Regions from separate parts of the Homo sapiens genome. Here region 2 is linked to region 1. The links are chromatin contacts, found by Hi-C or POLR2A ChIA-PET in ENCODE. All regions are on one chromosome and are shown on one strand. The core of a region is the stretch at or near the end of the contact, and the rest is flanking DNA. Distances in the headings are between cores, read along the strand shown. Region 1 overlaps MAPRE2 (microtubule associated protein RP/EB family member 2). Region 2 overlaps DTNA (dystrobrevin alpha).

What was found. Hi-C counts contacts between places; a loop is a spot of excess contacts on that map. ChIA-PET counts read pairs that join two places held with the same protein, here RNA polymerase II (POLR2A). Pooled maps may share reads with other maps.
Region 2: a loop to region 1 is called in a pooled map, with 3 times the contacts of the local background. The contact joins two enhancer-like sites. A Hi-C loop is called at or near these places in 2 of 50 pooled maps. POLR2A ChIA-PET finds 5 or more read pairs at or near these places in 2 of 52 experiments (CD8-positive, alpha-beta T cell and activated naive CD4-positive, alpha-beta T cell).

What each region holds. Positions count from the first base shown.
Region 1 is chr18:35,142,396-35,145,462 of GRCh38, forward strand. MAPRE2 (microtubule associated protein RP/EB family member 2) reads left to right here. Exons shown (of 7, transcript NM_014268.4): 7 at 1-1,075. Among named protein-coding and RNA genes, the nearest start is that of ZNF397, 97 kb to the right of the region's middle. Within about 2 kb of position 1,721, at least 7 of the 41 ENCODE cell types and tissues checked have a DNase peak (open chromatin) inside an H3K27ac peak, as active enhancers do.
Region 2 is chr18:34,808,571-34,811,681 of GRCh38, forward strand. The region is part of intron 5 of DTNA (dystrobrevin alpha); the gene reads left to right. Among named protein-coding and RNA genes, the nearest start is that of DTNA-AS1, 42 kb to the left of the region's middle. Within about 2 kb of position 1,346, at least 9 of the 41 ENCODE cell types and tissues checked have a DNase peak (open chromatin) inside an H3K27ac peak, as active enhancers do.

The DNA.
Region 1 (3,067 bases), core at 471-2,970:
TGCACGTGAGTGGGTAGCAGGGAGTCAGGATCCTGCCTTCTCCAGCAACCCCTTACTGCTGTATAACTTGCATAAGCCTCCCTGGTGACTCTTGCAGGAACCACTCCATTGCCCTCCAGCTCCCCAGCCTTCTCAGTTATAAACATGCTGGCCAGATCTCTTAGCCTGCAAAGAGAACTTTCCCCAGTCACCATAGACCATTCTCCTTCCTGAAGGCTTGGGGCAGACCATTCGTTTATTTAGAGAAGAGCTATACATTCTTCTTTCTGGTCCCATCTTAAACGTCTTCTGTTGTGCTGCACCCCAGATGGTGTCTCAGATGCTTTGGGGAATCTTTAACAGCTGAATTTGAGTCAGTCCTCTTAGGCTGCACCTCCAGCCTCTGCAGATCCCCCCTCATTTCCCATGGATGGTGGGACCCCATTATTCTCTCATCTCGGCATTCAGGGAACAGTTTCCTTAGCGGCCCCTGGTCACATGTCATCGGGCTGGGCAGGAAGCGTCCCTGATTGCGTGCTCCACTTCTCCCTCTCAGGAAGCCCAGTTTCATCCTTAGTACCCCCCCTCGTGCCCGCTGTCGGCTGGTTATAGCACTTCCACTGCTACTGTCAGATAGGAAGTGATCGAAGCAGGGGGCAAAGAGAAAGCCCATATTTGTTCTAAGCAGAAAAGCAGGAAAAAAAAAAAAAAAAAAGAAAGAAAAACACCTGTTGACCTGAGAGAAGTAAATTCCAGAAGGGAACCAAGAACTCTTCCCTTCCCTGGTGAGTATTTCCATTATTCCGTTAAGGTTTAATATGCATTCAGATTACTTTTACTAAATAGGACACCATAAAGCTTTTGTTATATATTAAATGTAAACTGAAAGGAATGTAAACATATGTATTGTTAATTATAAATATAGATAAGTAATGACATAATAGATGAAAAAGTCTTATTCAGATGTATCACATTCATTTTACATTACCCACCTATTGTCGCATGGTAGAATAGTTTTTTGTCTCTGAATATGTGAATAACTTGACTTGCATTGATCTTTTTACATATTTAATAAAAAAAAAAGTATATGTTAAAATCTGCCTGGAGTTACAGATTCTTAAATTTTTATGCTGAAGCTTCCCTTTTCAGTCAGCATGTGAATAGGAATAGATTTGTGTGGATTTACACATCTACCCACATTTTATTATGATTTCCCCGGGGCGGGGGTTGTCTTTGTTTTTATTGATGGCCAATGTTGTTAACAAGAGTTACAGACTCGTATTTGATATCAAATGTAGCAGCTATAATACCTTTTAAAAACTTTACCAAAAAAAAAAAAAAAAAGACATAAAGAGAAAACATTCCCTTGGGAAACATTCCACCTGCAAGCAAACAGAATCCTAGCTCCTGCAGGTCCAGCATACTCCATCTGGACAAGACAGTGCTGGGCAAATAGGAAACTGTGGGAGAAGCAGGCAGATGTTTCTAAGTACAGCTTTGTGGCAGAATGACCTGCTTGACAAAAACCCTTTGAATAAGTGTTTGTTGACTTTAAACGGCAATGATTTATCGACATGAGCTATAATTGTAATAACAATTTAACAGATACAGGAATAGGTGAAAAGAGAAATGTATTTCAACTGGCCCAGTAATCACCTGTGGAGACTGCAGAGCAGGCCACACTGGGATGCAGACGTTACCCTGGAGCCTGCAGGTTACTGGGCTTCAGCTAATACCCTTTTCACCGTGAAGAGTGCCAGCCTTCCCTACGCTGCTTCCAAGCACCACCTAGAGGCCAGTTTGGTTTCTCTACTGTCCTTTGGCCACTATTTTCCAGTCACTTGCCTTTAGGCACATTTCTATTAAAATAAGTGGGAAAATAACAGAAAGCAAAGATGTTACCCCTCTTCTCCATCTACATTCATTTCCTCCCAAGGTACACCACTTGTGACAGAAGTTTGTGAGCCATTACCTGGGTTTGAAATTTCATGCTCAAAGTACATGTGTGTTTCCCATTTAATCCACGAACTCTGGGGTTTTAAACACTTGATCTTAGACATTTGTGCACAGACAAAAATACATGTGATTCATCTTACAAAATGTACACTGGTGGACTCTAGTAAATCTGTCACTGATGGTTCAAAGGTGGCGAAATAACATGCTTGTTCTATTTTATTAAATCTGACATCATTTCTAAAAATTTGTTGCTTCTGGTACTATGGATAGGCTCAAGTCCAGAGACACCCCTTCTCAAAAAAGTTAATGGAATTCCATTGAATTTGAGTTACAAAATGCCAGTTCTCTAAAACACACACAGACAACTTGGTTTCTGACTTGTTTTATTCCTTTTAACTGCTAGAACACAACTATGATCATTAATTAAGGCTGCTATCACTAGTAATAACTTTTACTGACCCAGTTTCTCAGCACTGAGGCAATGTTGCCAAATAGCACAAATGATGGATAAAAACATCTCCGTGGATGTCTAATAGCTCCTGTCTTGCCAAACTAGGAACTCATAAAAGATGTTTTCCACTCATTAGAGGAATCCTGGCTTTATTTGCCTAAAGGAAAGCAAAGCTGAGGAGAAAATCCATTGATCCCTGGAGGACCCTCACGTGGCATTGGTACTTTGGATCACAAGACTGCCCCACGGGCAGACCCCCCAACTCTGAGCCAGACCCCATGTCTTGTATAGATTACGAGTACACAGAAGGTGCATTTACTGAGGCTGTGCTTCTGTTTTGGGTTTACAAATGTCATCAAAATGGAAGACCCAGCTGAAGTTAATTTGTTGGATGCCTTTTTCTCTCAATTCACTGGAAAAAAAAAATGTTTAACTTTTTAGCTTCCAAGTTTTAATTTCTAAAACAGGTTTCTTGTGGTATTTTGCAACGATTTTATCATCAAGCCTGGTGATAAATTGTTTTTAAAGGGTAATGATGTATTAATGTACCTTTGAATTTACGATTCTCAGTAGGAAACTAACCCAAGACCTAAATGTTTTCTTTTCTAGAGAATAAAAAAGTTAAGTACATGTTTCCTTCTGTGTAGCTAACATCCTTCATATTTTTACACTATGGTATTT
Region 2 (3,111 bases), core at 96-2,595, 330 kb before region 1:
GCTGGTAGGTAAGGGACTAGCAATGTCAGCACAGTTACAAAGTTCAAAATATAACTAAGTTATTGATTAGATCTTTACAATTGTGAAAACCCTTCCAGTTCTCTCTTGGGCCCAGGAGTTCAAAGGAAACAGTATAACTGCTACAGTGCTTTCTCCTCACCCCATCCCATCACCCTCCAAAAAGCACTCTCTAGTGGCCAAAGTCTATCCTCTTTAGGGCAGTGAAAGAAGCAACAAATGCATGTGTCCCCTTGGAGGTAAACTAAGTTTTCTAGTCTGCAGAAACAAGCCCACAATATCACAGATTCTGTAGAAATACAGATAGTGTGACCCCGATAAATCGCATTCCCCACTTTGAGAGCAGTGCACCTGAATCACACCCTTATGTGTCCCTGGTTCTCTGACTGAGGAGTCACTCTTTGTATAGTTAATCCTGGGAAGATGGTTTTAGCAGTTTCCAGGTAACTTGGTTAAAATCAATTTGACCAAAAACAATTTAGTTAAAGGTAATTTGGTCACAAAAATCTCTCCAGAATGTTAACTAGTCAAAAATGAATATCCTGAGTTATGAATATTTCTAGTTTCTGTGATAATTATTAATGGAATGAGCGAATGTGGGCAAATTTACCCACAAAATCTGCCCGCAGAGACCAGTGGCTGCCCCTTGGTGAGTGGGATTGTGGGTGTTCCTATTGTATTCTTTTGCTGGCTTGCATTTTAATGATAAAACAGATAAGGTAGCCAGGCATGGTGGCACATGCCTTTAGTCCCAGCTACCCAGAAGGCTGAGGCAGGAGAATCACTTGAACCCAGGAGGCAGAGGTTGCGTGAGTTGAGATCACGCCACTACACTGGGCAACAGAGCGAGACTCCATCTCAAAAACACAAATCAAAACAAAACAAAACAAAAAAAACAGGTAAGGTCATGATTTTCTACGTTGCTTCTGTAATAAGAAAAAGTAAAATGAAGGGATATGGAATGTTTCAGGCTTGAGGGTTTTGTTTTCCCTTCTTTAAAGTTTTTCTAATTCACGTTAAGCCAAAATGCCAGCTGTGCTTGTTTGGCAATTTTTCTATTTTTGTGCATAGGGTTGAGAGATATTTAGCTCGTTCCAGCTACTCCCTTATTGTTGGTGAACACAGAGCAAGAATAACTGGCTGAAAATAAGTCGGAAATTTTAAAAAACAAAGAGAAAGCAACAGAAAATTTGAAGTTGATTTTCTTAACGCTTTAAAATGCATTAGAAGAGAAAACAACACTATGTTGCAACATAATTTCCAGTAATTAGGGCACCATTCAGTGGTAGGGTGTTCCCTGTGTAATTCCAGGGAGCATCATTGACACAGCTTAGGAGATGAAGGGCGCCCCCTGCAGTCATGTGCCATGGCAACCTAAACATAAACTTACCTAATAACACTACTATTTTGTCAGATTGTTCTTGGCCCAATTATAAGCTGTTTTAATGGGTTGGAACATTTGTTTATACTTCTGTCTTAGGGCTCCTGGATAGTTCTAAGGATCTTAAGGGATTCTAAATCCAATGCTGTAAGCCTGGTATGTCATGTGCTGTTCTAAAGCTTTGGGGAGGACTTTTTAAGTCTTTTTAAAAGACTAGTATTATGGAAAATACTGCATATTTATTGAGTTTCTATTACTGAACTGGTTGTTTTGCCTCTACGCCTACCCATAGACTTTCTAACGCACTGACCTACTTTAAATTCTTCAGTATCTCCCTCAGCATCTTCTGGACACAACCTAAACTCCTCAGTACAATTCAGCCATAAAAAAGAATGAAATCCTGTCATTTGAGGCAACAGGGATGAGCCTGGAGGACATTATGTTAAGTAAAATAAGTCACGCACGGAAAGATAAATACTGCATGTTCTCACTCATATGTGGGAGCTAAAAAAAAAAAACTGAACTCATGGAAGTAGAATTGTGCTTATTAGAGGCTGGGAAGGGTAGGGGGCTGCAGGAGGTTGGGGGGATAGGGAGAGGTTAGCTAATGGCTACAAAATTACAACTATGTAGGAGGAATACGTTCGAGTGTTCTATAGCACTGTAGGGTGACTATAGTTAACAAAATTTTATTGTATATTTTCAAAAAGCTGGAAGAGAAGATGTTGAATATTCCCAATACAAAGAAATGATAAATGTTTGAAATGAAGGTAACGCCCATTATCCTGATGTGATCATTACACATTGAACACATGTATCAAGCTATCACTCTGTAGCCCATAAATATGTACATTAATTTTTTTACTCAGATAGAATCTCTACAGTCTCATGGTTAATAAACTATTTGAAACAGCGGAAACCCTTTATAAATGGAGTATTTAATGAAAATGAGAGTCAATTCATGTTCTCAAAACCATAATCCGATAAAAGCCTCTGATATGCTTAACATCTGACTTTGGTGTAAAAACAATGTTCCCAGATTATATTTTGACCTTGAAAAATTAAACCTAAAGTGAATAGAGGTGGCACATTCACAGCAGTTTATCCCAGCAGCTGTGCTGGCCTGGTGACAAGCTAGTTAGCATGGTGACAAACTATATAATAGCAAACCCTTTCATTCTAATAGTGATTTGCACAGAGGAATTATAAAACACCTTGGGAAATTATGCCATTAATATTCATTAAATGCACATAGTGGCAGAAATTGAAGAACAGTGGTTCAGTGAAGCCATAGGCCCTTCAGAGAAAGATCCAGGACCCTGACTTTACCTCATTGATCATCCACAAGACCAGGCTTCCTCTTCACTACACGAGTCAGAAAACCCTTCCCTGTAAATCAAGTGCCTTCCACCCAGAAAACTGTAATTCATAGAAAGTTTTCTTCTTCTGTAGGAAGTTAATCAAGTGTTTGTCATTACATCTTTATCCTCACCGTGTCTTTGATTTTCAAATATCTTACACCAAAATCCGAAAGTTTTAGTGATAATATAAATTGGTAAATTTCTAGCTAGATAAATGAATATACGCACACCCCAACTTTATAGTAAAACTCTCATTGTGTTTCAAATGAAGTCAGCGTCTCTCTCATATATACAAAAATTTCTCTTGTTGAGCTACATGAGAGTTAATAGTTGACCTCAAAACAAAAATGT